Linked DNA regions of Homo sapiens: region 2 is linked to region 1. The links are chromatin loops, found by intact Hi-C in ENCODE. Cell type or tissue: PC-3. All regions are shown on one strand. Each heading gives the region's core, and the rest is flanking DNA. Links, peaks and the distances in the headings are about the cores only.

Region 1 (8,881 bases), core at 351-8,350:
CTACTTGGGAGGCTGAGGCAGGAGAATCACTTGAACCTGGGAGGTGGAGGTAGCAGTGAGCAGAGATTGTGCCACTGTACTCCAGCCTGGGCAACAGAGTGAGACTTTGTCTAAAAAAACAAAACAAACAGAAAAACTCCTCTAGAACCAGGAATCCCATTTTTGGGTCTATACACAAAAGGACCCAAAGCAGGGACTCAAACAGATATTTGTTCACTCATAGCAGCATTATTGACGATAGCCAAAATGGTAGAAACAACCTAAGTATCCATGGACCGATGCATAAATAAACAAAATACTGTATATACATCCAATGGAACCTTATTCAGCCACAAAAAGGAATGAAATTCTGACACACGCTACAACATGGGTAAACCTTGAGGACATTACTCTAAGATAAAAAGTCAGACACAAAAGGACAAATACTATATGATTTCATGTATATAAGGTACTTAGAACACTCCAATTCTTAAAGACAGAAATTAGAATTGTGGTTGCCAGGAGTTGGGGTGAGGAGGGAATAGGCAACTAATGTTTAATGGAGGCAGTTTCAATTATGAAAGATGAAAAAGTTCTGGAGATGGATGGCGATGATGGTTGCACAATAATGTGAATGTACTGAATGCCACTGAACTTAAAATGATGCCACTTAAAAATGATGAAAATGATAACTTTTACATTGTGTGTATTTTACCACAATAAAAAAATATTGCAACCCCTTAATAATTCCCCATCCACCCCCAAAAAACCCTTTGGGTGTTGGGGCCATTTCCAGAGAAAGAGCATCACACAGATTATTCTGCAAACACTCCACACAGTCACGAGGCTCCATGACTCCACTGTGGCAGGGGAGGGAAGGGCCAGGACACTGGGTTTGATTTCCTGGGCCCCACTTTCTGGCCCTGTGACCTTCAGCAAGTGGCCAGCTGATCTCAGACCCCCAGCCTCCTCTTCTATAAAATGGACTAATAATATCTCAGTGTTCTCATGAAGACCAGTCAGGAAACGATTTGAATGCTTCTGGTACACGACAGGTGCTCAACATTGGTGTTATAGTTATTTATGATGTTCCCTCAGCCTCGAATGTTCTGGCCCCTTCTCTACAGAGTAAGCTCCTATTTATCCTTCAAAGACCCCTCTGCTTAAATCCCATCTCTTCTGTGAAGCTGTCATAGTCTGTAGTATGGTTCACCAGTACCGGCTTCCCCTCCCTGCCAGATGTTGGGCATGGCCATTTGACTTGAATGACTTCTAAGAGTTGCTTAATTCTTTGCCATGAATGACTTCTTTCCCTCTGGCCTGGTCACCAGTGCTGCTCCAGATGGTAGATGCTCTGGCCACCTGGCTCCCAGGCGCAAAGCCCCAGCCAACTCACAGTGCACAGGCTGCATGAGTAAGGAACAAACCTCAGCTATTTAAACCTCTGACATGTGGGGTTGCTTGTGACCCCAGTATAACCCAGTTTAGGGCCACTCCAAGTGTGATCTTCCTACTGCCAGGATCAGCAGCCCTGGGAGCATGTTGGAGATGCACACCTTGGACCCCACCCCAGACCTAATGAACCAGCCTCTCCATTTTCTCATAATTTGGTGCATGCTGAGCATGGCTTCTCTCCCATAAAAGCACTTAGTGGTGGTGGTTCCCCCCAACTCTTCCATGGCCTCTGAAGCAGGCCCTGCTAGTTGCTTCCTCTAGATCTATCCTCTCCTTCTTCCTTACTGAGAATTTGGATTTTATTGGTGGTGTCAGTGTGCTCAGGTTAAAATACTGTTTCCCAGACTCCCTTGCAGCTAGGGATAGTCATGTGACCCATTTCTTTCTCTGGACCAGAGGAAGGCACTGAATGAGACTTCGGGGAAAGCTTGTTCAAAAGGATAGGCCTAGCTAGGTGGCAAGTGCTTCTGGCCTTTGGCTTTGTTTTTCCCTTTCTTCCTGTCTGGAACTTGGATGTGGTGGTGGGGTGTTATGAAATGATCCCAGCGACTTGAGCCTCCTTGTATTCACACCGTCAGGTAGGCCCCACCAGCACTGAATCTGGGCTGGCCTGTGACTAGCTTTGACCAACTGAATGTGGTAGAAATAAGATTCAGGGACTTCTGTTCTGTTTGGAACCTGGGACCTGCCCAGGCTTGGGAGTCAATCACGTCTCTGTCAAGGGGAGAACTATTTGTGCAACTCATCATCATCCAGGCCAGAAACTGCCTCTTCATCTGCAGCTAATTGGTGACCAGGCCCATCCCTTCCCATGGCCCACATCTACCCTATGGTTGATCCATGGAACAGCTGCCTCTTGATCTCTTGCCCCTTCATCCCCACCCTTTCCACTGCTCCTCCCCACTTCTACTGATCAAGCCTGCACAGAGCAGTCAGATAGCTCTTTCTAAATGCAAATGTGAAGATCATTCCTCAGTGCTCTTAGGGTAAGTCCCAAGGCCCTGGCATGGCCTGCATTGCCATAGATGATATAGAGGCTCTAGCTCTCTGATTCCATCTCTAGTTACACCCCTCTCTAAATGCCATGGCCTCTGGACACACCATGCTACTCCCCGTTTCTGATACAAGCTATGCCTGTTAATACTCCCATGCCTTTGCCCCGTGGCTTCATGATGATTCGATGTCTCAGCCAGTTTGGGTTGCTGTAACAAAATACCACAGACTGGGTGGCTTAAACAACAGAAATTTATTTCTCACAGTCTGCAGCCAGAAGTCCGAGATCAAAATGCCCGCAAGGTAGGTTTTATTCTGAGGTCTCTTTCTTTGGCTTATAGGAAGCTGCCATCTTGCTGTGTGTTCACATGGCCCTTCCTCATTCCTCCACAAGGAGACAGAGAGAGACAGACAGAGGCAGAGAGAGAAGAGAGGAGAGAGAGCACGAGCACATGCTGGCACACTCTGATGTTTCTTCTTAGAAGGACATTAATCCTATTGGATCAAGACCCCACCCTAGGACTTCATTTAACCTTAATTACTTCCTTAGAGGCCCCATCTCCAAATACATCCACACTGAGGGTTAGGGCTTCAACATATGAATTTGAGGGGGGACACAGACATTCAGTCCATTATACTCAATTAGGGATGGCTGCCTAGAGAACTCTAAGCATCACAGCAGGCTGTGAGGTAGGGATGAGCCATCAGAGACAATTGAAAGTCTCTCGTGAAGGGTTCACCCTTCTCTTTCCTCCTCCTGTGTGGGATATGCTGCATCTGTCTTAGAGATGCTGCGCAGATGCCTATACTGGGGTCTGTCTGGATCACAGGCGGCTCTTCCTGCCACTGTCCCCTAGAACAGCTGAGGCTTTTGTCCTTCCTGCCATCTCCACTGCCTGCACCCCACCCATCCCAGCACTGCCACACCACCCTCTGGCTGCCATCACTTTGAATGAGAAGCAAATAGGTTCAGTGACTTCCAATCCTGCTAGAGCAGGGAAGGGATTGATTTGCCTTCTGACTGGAGGCAAGGGGGCCCATGTTAACCACTGCAATGTCACAGGCAAATCAAGAGCAGGCAAGGGTGTCTGCGACTGGGGAGCGGGGTGCTGTGGGGAATGGAGAAAAGTATTCAAGACTGAAGTACTTAGCATCGTTAAAACCATAAAGATGGAAAGCAGAATGCTGGTTGCCAGGGCCTGGGAGAAGGGGAAATGGGGAGTTAGTGTTTCATGGGTATAGAATTTCAGTTTTACAAGAGGAAAAGGGTTATGGAGATGGATGGTGGTGAGAGTTGCACAGCAATGTGAATGTACTTAATGCTACTGAACTGTACAGCTAAAAATAGTTAAGATGGTCATTTTTATATTATGTGTATTTCACTACAGTAAAAAAATTTTTTTGAGAATAAAAAGGACATACACTAGCTGTTAGAATGCAGCTCATGTGATTGTAAACGTGCATCTGAGTGTGTGTGGGGGCCTGTTCCCCTGCCCCCATGCTCAGCCAAGCTTCCTCCACCAGCAGCGCATGCCACATGGCCAAGCCCCCTGGGGACGGCTGCAGGTGGGCATCCTGCCCTGGCCATGCTCCTGCTCTGGTCCTGCTGCAGCCTCTCCCCATTGGGTGCTAATTTTCTGCCAGTGCCCCCTACCTAGCCCTGTGAGATGTGCTCATCGAGGCCATTGTGGGCTGCAGGACCATCCTGGGTCAGCTGCATGTTGGGAGGGCCAGAGGGGGGCAACTCTGTCTAGGTGGAAGATCAAAGACAGGCCTTCCAGGTGAGGGGCCAGGTAATAGGCACAGGAATGTGTGAGCATGTACAGGACAGCACACTCTCCCTTTCGCCTGAAGTGGATGGTGGGAGCACAGGGCAGAGGGTAGGGGGCGGGGAGACCCAAGCAGGAGTAGGTTGTTAGGGCTGGACTGGATAGTGAAGAGACAGCCCCAGGAGCCTGCTCTCTTTGGCTCGCAGCCTTGAGAAAGGAGCAAGGGCTTCCTGCAGCCGGTTCACACAGGGGTCCCTCTCCTCACTTGGGGGCAGTGTCTTACGGTCACTGCTGGGAGAGAAAGGAGTGGGGCCCAGCTCTGCTCAGGACCCAAGAGGGCCTAGAGCCCCACACTCAACAGGGGACTGGCCTTCAGCGAATTTCCCAAGGATGAAGGAAGGCTGGGAAAAGCCTGTGATCATTTCCCAGGCCCCTCACAGGCCTCCCAGGAGACCCATGCAGAGGGCGCTGGCCTCTGCACGTCCCCAGCATTTTCCTGGAGGTCACACTTTCCCAGCCAAGAAGGATGTCGAGTGCCTGGGAGCAGAGTCACAGAGGTGAGGACTTCCTTGGCCCTGCCCAGATGCCAGTGCCCTGGGGGAACAGCTCCCTGCCCAGGAGCTGGTGCCATCAGAGGTGCACTGAGAGGCGGCCAGGTCTACCTACACTCAAAGCCTGCTCTTTGGCATGCCCCAGTCCTGCGAGAAGGATCCTGGGTGACTCACTTTATGAGGCTCCTTGCTCTCCAACAAAGCTGTTTAATGTTTATTGCATTGTAAAAATCGAGCTTTTTCACATATGTTTCCTACCGCCCGCTGTGTCTTCTACAGTGGGCTCCCAGAATGGGGACTAGGGGGAGGCAGCAAAGGCAGTTGTCTGACATCTCACTCCCTACTTTGCAGCCCCTCTGCCTGCTCTGCCTCCCCTACTGACAAAACCCCAGTTTCAATCAGGCTGTAATATGTTCAGCTATAAGTGGCCTAAACCAATCATAGCAACCCCAGCCCCTGTGCTCTTGACTGGCCAGACCCTTATCAATGGCATGTAAGTAGCTTCTGGGAAAATACCTAGTTACATCCATAGGGAGAGGTCCATCCCCTTCTTCCCTTGGCAGTCACCTTGCTGCCACTGGCATGCCTAGAGATTGGCAGAGGGCTGACCTAGGGCCCTGGCATGGTTGAGTGGTTGTGACCCATTTCATTCTGCATTGTATTTTTTTTTTTGAGACGGAATCTCACTCTGTTGCCCAGGTTGGAGTGCAGTGGTGTGATCTCGGCTCACTGCAACCTCCGCCTCCTGAGTTCAAGTGAATCTCCCTGACTTAGCCTCCTGAGTAGCTGGGATTACAGGCACCCACCACCATGCCTGGCTAATTTTTTGTAGTTTTAGTAGAGACAGGGGTTTCATCATTTTAGCCAGGATGGTCTCGATCTCCTGACCTTGTAATCTGCCTGCCTCAGCCTCCCAAAGTGCTGGGATTACAGGCGTGAGCCACCAGCCTAGCCTCTGCATTATATTTTAAAGTTGATTTGCTGTCACCACTCTTACATTTTACAAGGAAGACAATACCTTTCACCATGTTCCTAAATTTAAGAAAACCTGCACAGTCCTCTTTTATAAGGTGAGTAAATGAAAGTGAGATCAATGAAGTCAGGTTTAATAATCACCTCAACTGGTAGATAAGATCAAATGCCTATGCCAAACACAATTTGCAGTTTTGTGTGAACAAAAGTTTTCTACAACACACATCCTGGCAGATGTTACTGTAACAAACATATCCTGGTCTCAAGATTGTAAGTCAATCAATGATCTTTAGGACTATTACTATTAGAACTAACACTATTTCAGAAAAACTCTATGCCCTTCTCAATAAAAAAACTTGGAAACTGAATTTTATGATAAAAATAGGGGGGACAAGGTATAGATTTAACTTACCTTGTTTGGTAATAGGTATGGAAATATTTGCTAACTTTTCTTTGTCTTATAATGGCTGACTCAGAGCTTGTCTTCCTAAAGCATGTATGTCATTAGACACCCATTCTGTCATAGTTCTTCAATAACTATGGATTCAGACTTGCAGGCTTGAGCTTGGATTAAACTCTTATAGCCAAAGCTGAGTTTAAAAATGTATGGCTTGTAAGTTTTTGTTTCCACAAACTCATGAGCCAATCTTGGAACTCCTACTTCTAGGTCTTTGTTATATTAATTATAATATAATTAAACATTTTTATTATTAAGTCTAGTCATTTGGGTTTTCTATTACTTGTGGCCAAATGCATTCTTTTTTTTTTTTTTTTTTGAGACAGAGTCTTGCTCTGTCACCAGGCTGGAGTGCAGTGGCTTGATCTTGGCTCACTGCAACCTCCACCTCCCAGGTTTAAGCGATTCTCCTGCTCAGCTTCCCAAGTAGCTGGGACTACAGGTGAGCACCACCACCCCCAGCTAATTTTTGTATTTGTAGTAGAGACAGGGTTTCACCATGTTGGCTAGGATGATCTCGATCTCTTGATCTCATGATCCACCCGCCTCGGCCTCCCAAAGTGCTGGGATTACAGGCATGAGCCACAGCGCCCGGCCTCTTTTTTTTTTTTTTTTTTTTTGAGTCTCACTCGGCCACCCTGGAGTGCCGCCCTCACTCTGCCGCCAGGCTGGAGTGCAGTGGCATGATCTCGGCTCACTACAACCCCGCCTCTTGGGTTCAAGCGATTCTCCTGCCTCAGCCTTCCAAGTAGCTGGGATTACAGGCGACTGCCACCACGCCAGGATAATTTTTGTATATTGAGTAGAGACAGGGATTTCACCATGTTGGCCAGTATGGTCTGGATCTCCTGACCTGGTGATCTGCCCACCTCGGCCTCCCAAAGTGATGGGATTACAGGCATGAGCCACCACGCCCAGCCCAAATGCATTCTTAACTAGCACAGTGATTTCCCAGTAAGGAATCCATAGAAACATGTCCAATGAACAAGTTTTCCCTTCTAGGGTTTCCCATCAGAGCTGATTACGCTCAAAGCCTTGAAGACATCATTGACCCTTCCTTCACTCACCTCCACCCTCCTAATCTACCAACTACTTCCCCAAGATATTTTGAACTGGTCCATTTCTCCCTATTTTTTGCCACCAGTGGAGTTCCAGCCCCTCTTTTATATCTTGCCTCTGCTATTGCAGTCCCCTCCCAACTGATCTTGCTGCTTCCATGTTCTCCCTCCTCGAAGCAGGCAGAGTAATCTTTGAAGAGTGCAAATATGATTCTTGCTCTCCATCCGTAAACTATTTCATGGATTCTCCTTGGACACAGGGGAAGAGTTTAAAAAATAGCAATTTCTATTTCTTCTTTTCAAAAGTTATTATTACTATTTTAAGTTGGGTGCAGTGGCTCATGCTTGTAATCCCAGTACTTTGGGTGGCCAAGGCTGGAGGATTGCTTGAGCCCGAAAGTTCAAGACCAGTCTAAGCAACATAGGGAGACCTTGTCTCTTAAAAAAAAAAAAAAAAAGAAAAATTAGCCAGGTGTGGTGGTGCACACCTGTAGTCCCAGCTACCTGGGAGGCTGAGGCAGGAAGATCAATTGAGCCTGGGAGGTGGAAGCTGCAGTGAGTCATGATTGTGCCACTGCACTCCAGCCTGGGCAACAGAATGAGACCCTGTCTCAAAAAAAAAAAAATAGTATTATTTTAGACTTCAGATCATGAGCATCAAAAAATTATTTTATTTTTACATCAACAAAAATATTGTACGCATTTACTATGTACAGCATGATATTTTGAAGTATATATACATTGTGGAATTACTAAATCTGACTAATAAACTAATGCATTACCTCACATAGTCATCATTTTTGTTTTGTAAGGAACACAACATCTTATTAACTATATTTACTATTATTGCTATTATATTTACTAATATACTATTAACTATATTTACTATTATAGCTACTATTAACATAGTCCCTATGTTTAAAATAGATCTCTCGAACTTTTTCCTCCTGTCTAACTGAAATTTTGCGTCTTTTGGCTAGTATCTTCCCAACCACTCTGCTCCCAACCACCACAGCCCCTGCTAACCACCATTTTACTCTCTGCTTCCCTAAGATCAACTTTTTTAGAGTCCACATCTAAAAAGGGGGTGAGATTATGCAGTATTTGTTTTTCTGTGCCTGGCTTGTTTCACTTAACATAATAGCCTCCAAATTCATTCACGTTGTCACAAGTGACAGGATTTTGTTTTCTGTTTTGTTTTGAGACAGGGTCTCACTCTGTCACCCAGGCTGAATGCAGTGGCACCATCACAGCTCACTGCAGCCTTGACCTCCTGGGCTCACGCGAGGCTTCCGCCTCAGCCTCTCAAGTAGCAGGGACTACAGGCACATCCCACCACGCCTGGCTAATTTTTGACTTTTTGTAAAGACAAGGTCTCACTATGTTGTCTAGGCTGCTCTCAAACTCCTGAACACAAGTGATCCTCCTGCCTTGACCTCCGAAAGTGCTGGGATTACAGGCATAAGCCACCATGCCTGGGTGATTTTAATACTTTTTTTATAGTCGAATGGTATTCCATTGCATATATATATACCACATTCTTTTTATCCATTTATCTATTGATGGACATTTAGGTTGATCCCATATCTTGGCTGTTGTGAATAGTGCTGCAATAAACATGAGAGTGCAGATGTTTCTTTGTCATAC
Region 2 (8,881 bases), core at 303-8,302, 180 kb after region 1:
TTGAAGTGGGAAGAAATTGACCATCAGCCCTAAAGCAATGAGTAATTCAAGTGTACATCTGTAACTAAGTTATAAACTCTGCAGTGAAAGAATTTTATTATTCCATCTCAAGAACCTATAACAAGGCCTCGCCTGTCGTAGGCATTAAATAAATATGTTTTGATTTTATTTGATTTCATATCTTTGGTGGAACATGAAGATGGGCAGTTGATGGTCTAAGATTGAATACAATGAAGAGCTCTTGAGTCTAGAATCTGGGATAAGGGAGTCTTATGCTAAGAGGAATGGAATATAGGTAACTGAAGCAATAAATGAACAGTTGCTTTTTTTTATATGTAATTGTCCTAGTGATTTAAATCGTATTTTAAAAAGTGTCAAAAGCCAGATAGGCCCATTTAATGTCTGTGTACATATCCATACATTTTAGAAAACCAGCTTACTGCTGAAGTTTACAAAATACATGTGTACCCTACCTTTTCAGAGACCTGCCAAGGTATATCAAAGTGTGGGCTGGAGCTTCAGACTCTAATAGGGAAATTCCTGAGTCAGAGGCTCTGTGATTTGCGTTCAAGGCAGTTGTCATGAGTTTATTACATGGAATTTGGAAACCAATATAATATAACTCTATTGTATTGCATATTTGCTTTTTAAAAATTTTTGGCCATCATTATATACTCAAAGATTATTTTTAAAAGATGGTAATTACTACAGATCTGATCATTTAAATACAACCTTGTATTTAAAATAATGGTGGACAAAAGACCTTTTGATTATGGGGTTTTGTTCTAGAGCTGCGTGAGCTTCCATTGTGATAAGCTGAAAAGGGGGTCACTTTCAAAACCTTCACACACACACACACACACACACACACACACAGTCTTCATGTGTTCAGGCTGCTACAACAAAATAACATACAGTGGGTGGTGTATAAACAACAGAAATGTATTTCTCCCTGTTCTGGTGGCTGGGAAGTTCAAGATCAAGGTGCAGTGTCTGGTGAGGTGCCACCTGCTGGTTCATAGATGGCTATCTTTCTGCTGTGTCCTCTCATGGTGGAAGGGGTGTAGGAGCTCTCTGGGCCTCTTTTGTGAGGGTGTTAATCTCACTCATGAGGCTCTACCATCATGACCTAATCATCTCCCAAATGTACCACCTCAAAACACCGTCATATTGGGTGTTTGATTTCAATATATGAATTTGGGGGTCACAAACATTCAGACCATAGCACACATTGATTCCAAACAAATGAAACTATAGATTCCAGCCTAAACCAAGCATCTTGTCCTCGAACAAAAGGTTGAGTGGAATAGCATGTCAATGGCCTTCCCTTCTCCATCTTTTGCCGATGGCTCACCTATATCACTTTTGTCGGCAAACTTGGCCTAAATTTAAGAACATGGTGTGCACTGTGATGCCAGGGGGGCAGCTAAGGAGAGGTCAGAGGGACAGGCCTCCTGTCTTCTTGCTAAACTCTCCAGCTCTCCCAACATGACCACTATTAGTCCCACAGAAGACTGACAAGGCATAGAAAAACCACCTCATTCAACCTCCTGCTTCACAGAGGAGCAGCTCCTTTCAGGTTCATGCACACTGGGGTGTGCAACCTCACTTCCTACACTGCCCAGTCAGCAAGTCAAATATCCTGAGGTTGTCTTTGGACAATATGACCAGCACACTCACTGCTTTATATACTTATTCCTAGTGACCTAGTTTATGTTTTTAACACCTTTATCCCAAGATGTTTGGAGTCACTTTCAGAAGGGGCTCTCCTGATGACATCTGTCTCAGCCTGAAGCTACTTCAAAGTGTCTCCAGAATTTTCCTCAGTCCCCCTCCATACAGAGGCAGTCCTGATTTTCTTTCCCTCTCCCATCTCTCTGCCCACCCCTCTCCCTCGCTCACTTCCTGCCAGGAGTTCAAGACCAGCCTGACCAACATGGTGAAACCCCATCTCTACTACAAATAGAGATGTATATAGTTTAATTTTCATTATCTGGATGACTACATTGGACTAATTTCCAATGTTAAATTTCAATCCATTTAGCAGAGAATCGTTATCCCAAACTTGCCCACTTCCTGCATTGTACTTCCCCACAAGAAAGAATCATCTGTCTTCAGGAAGTGGGCAAGTTTGGGATAACGATTTTGAGGAGATTCTGGCTGGAGGTAAAGAGCCAGATTCAAAGACCACAGTCTTGTTCCTGTTTGTCAGAGTCAAAGCTTCCTGCAGAAACAAAGAACTGCCTAATTTTTATTTATTTATTTATTTATTTATTTATTTATTTATTTTGAGATGGAGTCTCGCTCTGTTGCCCAGGCTGGAGTGCAATGGCACCATCTCGGCTCACTGCAAGCTCCACCTCCCAGGTTCAAGTGATTCTCCTGCCTCAGCCTTCTGAGTATCTGAGATTACAGGTGCCCACCACCACGCCCAGCTAATTTTTGTATTTTTTTAGTAGAGATAGGGTTTCACCATGTTGGCCAGGCTGGTCTTGAACTCCTGACCTCAAGTGATCCACCCACCTTGGCCTCCCAAAATGCTGGGATTACAGGTGTGAGCCACCATGCCCAGCCCCTGGACTGCCTAATTTGTATTGTCCAAGTTTGAATACTCCCCCAAAAAAAGATTTTATATATTTGTAACACTGAAATATGAAATACAAAGGAGAAAAGCTCATTTAGATCATTTTTTATTTCTTTAGCCTTCTGGAAGTCTCTATGTACATAAAGAGATAGGTGACTTCCTTTGTGTAATAAACTTGCATTCATGGAGCCCCTCAGCCGTCCCGCCCATGCACTGGGAAAATTCAGAACCTCTATTACCACCCACTGATGCAACTAGCTGCAAGAGGGAAGGGAGAGGGAAATGTTGTGAAGAGTTTGTCCTATGGGCCAACAACCCTCGTATCCACAGGAATGGCATGGCTGGGTGCTTGTCACCCCTAGGCTTTATGGGTACCTCCATGTTGTCATTGTCTGGCTCAAGGATCTACTGGCCCCAATTCTGGTTGAGTTCTGACTGGGTTGGAACAAAGGCCGTGCTGAGACCTATCTACTGCAGATGCACCCACACGTTTTCCAAAACTTGGGACTGAAATCGAACTCAACGATTGCTTTATTTTCCCACACACTAAAATACCCCCGGTTCTGGAATACGGAAGTGAGAATGACAAAGGGGGTCCTTCTGTAGGACCCTCAGTCCTGGCAGTCTGGCTGACCATTCTGGCAGAACATGCTGTTCTGAACACCATTTGTTCAAACTCTGAAACCAGTTGATGCTCTGCCCATCATTCCAGACACTCTTGGCTGTATCTTAGTACCCAGCAGGGCTGTCCTCGAAATACTGCCCTGTGGCTCCTGGCGCCACCTCCTATCCTGCCCTGCCAGCACCGCCACCTTTAGTTCCCATGGCCTGCAGAGAGCCATGGCTGGGCGCTGATGACAGGCTGCACCTAACATGGACCCTGCCTACTGTTCTGGATCCTCAGTCTAGAGGGAAAAGATGCTAAACAAGTCAACATGACAAAGGCGGTGTCAAAGCAAAGGGGAGGCGCACCACGGGAGCGCACCAGGAAAACCAGGTGAGTCTAAACTGAGACCAAAATGCTAATTAGGGGGCCGGCAGGAGGGCAGGAGGAGCGTTCCAGGCAAAACTAGCAGCTTTCGAGAAGGGTTGTTAAAGCAGGACATGCTTTAACAACCAAATCACAAAGTGAGCATAGGCTCAGGGTGTGGCTGCGATGAGGGAGATGAATGTAGGGGTAAGGAGCAATTTGGAGCCCCTGAGGGATGTTACAGGGGCGGGGGGGGCGCGGAGAGTGACTCAATTCAGCTTAAACTGAAAATCATGTGGCTCTGAGTGGAAAGAGAATGGGGAGTGGGGAACTGGGAGCAGAGAATCGATGGGAAAGCTGAGGAAGGTGATCTCACCGCAGGCAACACTGAAAAGCAGGTGGTGCTGGGGACCTAGACGGGTTTGGTGGACCTCAAGTCCTTCCAGGCTGCCTTCTGACCGGGTATTCCGCCAGCCACTTTTCTAGATCCCTTTGGGGTAGGTAAGGGGTGACTGGAGAGAGATCCTGGGACAGGAGCCAGGAGGCCAGGAGGCAGCCCCACCTTTGCCACAATGCCCCTGTAATGCTTTCAGGAAGGTCACAGCCCCTCTCAGAGGTTCCATCGGTTGAACAGGGGCTTGGCGAGGCCCCAGCTCTTTCATTTGTCGTTAATGAAAAGAAACCACCAGGGCTAAGAGGAGTGGCTGTTACAATGGTCCACCGCGCCACCTGGTGTTGTGAGGCCGCGTGCACAGCTCTCAGCGCCGGGCTACCAGGTGGCCCCCAGTGGGTCTGGCCCATTCTTCTGCAAGGTCCCCCCAGCCAGTAGGCTCTGGCACCGTCTTCAGCTGCTGGGGCACTTCTCTCCTCCCTGCACAGTCTGGATTTTCTCCTCCTTCTCTGACCATTTCTCGGGCTCCCCTCCCCTCTCCCACATCTCTGCCCCGATGCTCTTTTCTCTTCCCGAGATGGTCCACTCCCACGGGTCCAATTACTGCCTTTGATATTGCCTTTTTATTCCCATACCCAGGTCTGCAGCGGGGACTCCCCTCAAGTCCCCAGAGCCCCAGCCCATCATGTCCACATCCTTCAGGACATCATCTCCTCCCAGCCAGCCGGGACCTCAGACTCAGAAAGCTGACAATGCTGTGCGTCACCTCAGAGCTGACACAGCTCCTCCTCTGAAGAACTCGGTCTCCTCAACCTGTTAAAGGACATCTAGAAAAGGCCACAGCTAAAGGGCTTTCACTCAATGCTGAAACACAAAATGCTTTCCCCAGAAGATCAGGAACAAGACAAGGATGTCTGTTCACACAGCTTCTGTTCAACATTGTACTAAAGAGGCCAGCCAGGGCAATGAGGCAAGGAAATAAAGTAAAAGCCATCCATATTGGAAAGGAAGAAGTACAATTGTCTTCATTTGCAGATAACATGATCTTGTACGTTGAAAATCCTAAGGAATTCACTGAAAATGATTAAACTAATAAATGAGTTTAGCAAGTTTACAAGGATATGTGATCAGTGTACAAAAATCAGTTTATTTCTATACAGTAGTTATGAGCAAATAAAAAATGAAGTTAAGAAAACAATTCCAGTCTGGGTACAGTGGTTCAAGCCTGTAATCTCAGCACTTTGGGAGGCCGAGGCAGGTGGACCACTTGAGGTCAGGAGTTCAAGACCAGCCTGGCCGATATGGTGAAACCTTGTCTCTACTAAAAATACAAAAAATTAGCTGGGTGTGGTCGTGGGCACCTGTAATCCCAGCTACGCAGTAGACTGAGGCAGGGGAATCACTTGAACCCGTTAGGCAGAGGTTGCAATGAGCTGAGATCACACCGCTGCACTCCAGCCTTGGTGACAGAGCAAAACTTTGTCTTAAAAAAAAACTCATTTATATTAGCATCAGAAAGATACTTATGAACATATTTAACAAAAGAAGTACAAAACTTATGCTCTGAAAACTACAAAATATTGTTGAAAACTAAAGAAGATCTAAATGAGTGGAAAGACATCCCATGTTTATAGATTGAAAAACTTAACATTATTAAGATAGCAATACTCCCAGATTCCAAATTCAATGCAATCCCTATCAAAATTTCGACTTCAGCAATGGACAAGTTGCTTTTAAAATGCATATGAAAATGCAAGAAAACACAAATAGCTAAAGAAATCTTGAAAAAGTTGGATAATTTATGCTACCCAATTTTAAAACCTGCTATAAAATGACAGTAATCAAAACAGTGTGGTATGGGCATAAGGACAGATCTATACATCAACAGAATGGAACTGAGAGCCCAGAAATTAACCCACATATCTATGGCCAGTTGATTTTGAGCAAGAGTGCCAACTTCTTTCAATGGAAAAAGAATAGTCCCCTCAGCAAATGATGTGGGGACACCTGAATTTCCACATGCAAAAGAATGAAGTTGGATCCATATTTCACACTGTATAAAAAAACTAACTCAAAATGGATCAATGACCTATAAAGAAGAACTAAAATCATAAAAGTCACAGAAGAAAACATAGTGATAAATCCTTATGACCCTGGATTTGGCACTGCATTCTTAGATTGACACCAAAAGCATGAGCAACTAAAGAAAAAAACAGATAAACCAGCCATCAGAATAAAAAACTTTGGGGCTTCAAAAGACACTATCAAAACAGTGAAAAGACAACCCAAAGAATGGGAAAAAATTGTTTGCAAACTATAAACATAATAAGTTGCTTGTATCTAGAATATATAAAGAACAATTACAACTCAAGAATAAAAAGACAAATAGCCCAATTCAAAAATAAGCAAAGGATCTGAATAGATATTTCTTTAAAAAAGATATACAAATGGCCAATAAGCACATAAAGAGGTCCTGAATATTATTAGCCATGGGAGAAATACAAATCAAAACCATAATGAGATATCACTTCATGTCTGCTAGGGTAGCTTTAATTAAAAAGTCAGATGAGGCCGGGCACGGTGGCTCATGCCTGTAATCCCAGCACTTTGGGAGGCTGAGGCAGGTGGATCATGAGGTCAAGAGATCAAGACCATCCTGACCAACATGGTGAAACCCCGTCTCTACTAAAAATACAAACATTAGCTGGTCATGGTGGCATATACCTGGAGTCTCAGCTACTTGGGAGGCTGAGGCAGGAGAATCGCTTGAACCCAGGAGGCGGAGGTTGCAGTGAGCTGAGATCACGCCACTGCACTCCAGCCTGGCGACAGAGTGAGACTCTGTCTCAAAAAAAAGTCAAATGATTAAAAAAAAAGTTGAAAAAAATGTGGAGAAACTGGAACCCTTGTACATTGCTGGTGGGGATGTACAATGGTGTAGCCACTTTGAAAAACAGTCTGGAAGTTCCTCAAATGGTTATAAAGTTACCATGTGACTCAATTCCACTCCTAGGCATATGTCCAAGAGAAATGAAAACACATGTCCACACAAAAACTTGTACATGAATGTTCATGGGGACATCATTCCTAACAGCCAAAAACATGGAAACCAACCCAAATGTCCACCAACTGATGAACAGATAAATAAAATGTAATATATCCATACAATGGAATGTGATTTGGCCATAAAAAGAATGAGGAACTGATATCACGTGGATGTACCTTGACAGCATTACACAAAGTGAAAGAAGGGTCGTATATTGCATGATTCCATTTATATGAAATGTCTAGGATAGACAAATCTATGGATACAAAAAAGATTAATGGTTGCCTAGGGCTGGGGGAGATAGAGGAATCAGGGTGATAGCTAAGGGGTGCTGGGGTATTTTGAGTAAATGAAGAAGTTCTATAATTAATTGTAGTGATGAATGCACAGCTCCGTAAATATACTAAAATCCATTGAATTGTACCCTTTAGATGGATGCACTCTCTGGGATGTGAATTATATCTCAAGCTATTTTAAAATGTTGTTCAAGTTTTCTTCATCCTTCTGAAGACACTAAAGCTGTTGGCTCTGTGGCCTCCTCAAAACCCATGACATCTCTTTGTGGCCATTTGGGTGCTGCAGGTCAGGAATCAGTGATGTTCAACCTCCTTTGCTGGAGCCAACCTCCAGTTCCAGCTGAAGCCAACTTCCCTGACAAGCACCCCACCTCACCCCACCCAGCATGGATCCAGCTGTCCTTTCTGCTGCTTGACCAGGCTCCACTTCCAACAAGCATCTTGGAACCTCAAAGATTACACGCAGGCAATCCTCAGCTGCCACCGCACAACACATCACAGCTGCCAGGGAAGACAGTGGAAATGTCCTCCAATCTGGTCAGCTGCTGCTGCTCACTCTGAAGTTGGAGGGACACTCCCCTGCAGATTCAAGGAAGTGCAAAAGTCAGTGAAGGGGACATCATCTCCTTGACCCGAAGAAGGGCTCCATGCAGCTACCTGCATAGGCCCCTGCAAGGCCAGAGGGAAGACTCTGATGTCTCTTCAGGACCATCTTGTGAGATACCTTCCACTTCCTCACTTTCCTGTCTACAGAAATCTCCTGTTATCAAGTGTGAGGGTTAATACTGAGTGTCAACTTGATTGGATTGAGGGATATAAAGTATTGATCCTGGGTGTGTCTGTGAGGGTGTTGCCAAAGGAGATTAACATTTGAGTCAGTGGGCTGGGAAAGGCAGACCCACCCTTAATCTGGTGGCCGCAATCTAATCAGCTGCCAGCGAATATAAAGCAGGCAGAAAAATGTGGAAAGGTGAGACGGGCCTAGCCTCCCAGCCCACATCTTTCTCCCATGCTGGATGCTTCCTGCCCTCAAACATCAGACTCCAAGTTCTTCAGTTTTGGGACTTGGACTGGCTCTCCTTGCTCCTCAGCTTGCAGACAGGCTATTGTGGGATGTTGTAATCCTGTGAGTTAATATTTAATAAACTCATATATATATAAATACTTAATAAACTCATATATAAACATATATGAATTTATTATATATTATATATATTTATTATGAGTTTATTATATATATTAATTATATATAATTATTATTTATTATGAGTTTATTATATATATTAATTATATATAATTATTATTTATTATGAGTTTATTATATAAAGTATATTAAGTATATATAATTATATATATTATATATTTTTATAATAATAATTATAATATATTTTATATATAATAATAATAAATTATATATATAATTAGTTCTGTCCCTCTAAGACAACCCTGACTAACACACCAGGCCTCCAAATGGTCACCGAGGCTAGCTGGCTGTGCCCTGGAGGCTGAGTCCCTATAACCTGAGAACTTCCTTCTTCACATGTCCTGGTGCCCAGCCACAGAGAGAGGGAGACAAGTTTGCAGTGGACAGCTG

The links. A loop is a pair of places that touch in the nucleus more often than their neighbours do. Peaks named below come from ENCODE experiments on the same cell type or tissue, not always from the same donor. Only the 100,000 strongest peaks of a DNase experiment are listed, where the experiment ranks them.
Region 2: a loop joins it to region 1, with 7 times the contacts of the local background. A loop is called at or near these places in 8 of 110 quality-filtered maps.

The regions. Positions count from the first base shown.
Region 1 is chr2:86,007,616-86,016,496 of GRCh38, reverse strand. No RefSeq gene overlaps it. Among named protein-coding and RNA genes, the nearest start is that of POLR1A, 94 kb to the left of the region's middle. RefSeq lists an enhancer at 3,877-4,377. In PC-3, for the core only: no CTCF peak of the experiment used is centred there; a DNase peak (open chromatin) is centred at 4,886.
Region 2 is chr2:85,822,981-85,831,861 of GRCh38, reverse strand. LOC284950 (a long non-coding RNA gene) reads right to left here. Exons shown (of 3, transcript NR_038888.1): 3 at 5,074-7,866. Among named protein-coding and RNA genes, the nearest start is that of MIR6071, 44 kb to the right of the region's middle. In PC-3, for the core only: CTCF peaks have their summits at 822, 1,021 (motif pointing left), 4,109 and 4,308 (motif pointing left); a DNase peak (open chromatin) is centred at 4,271; H3K4me3 peaks cover 633 bases.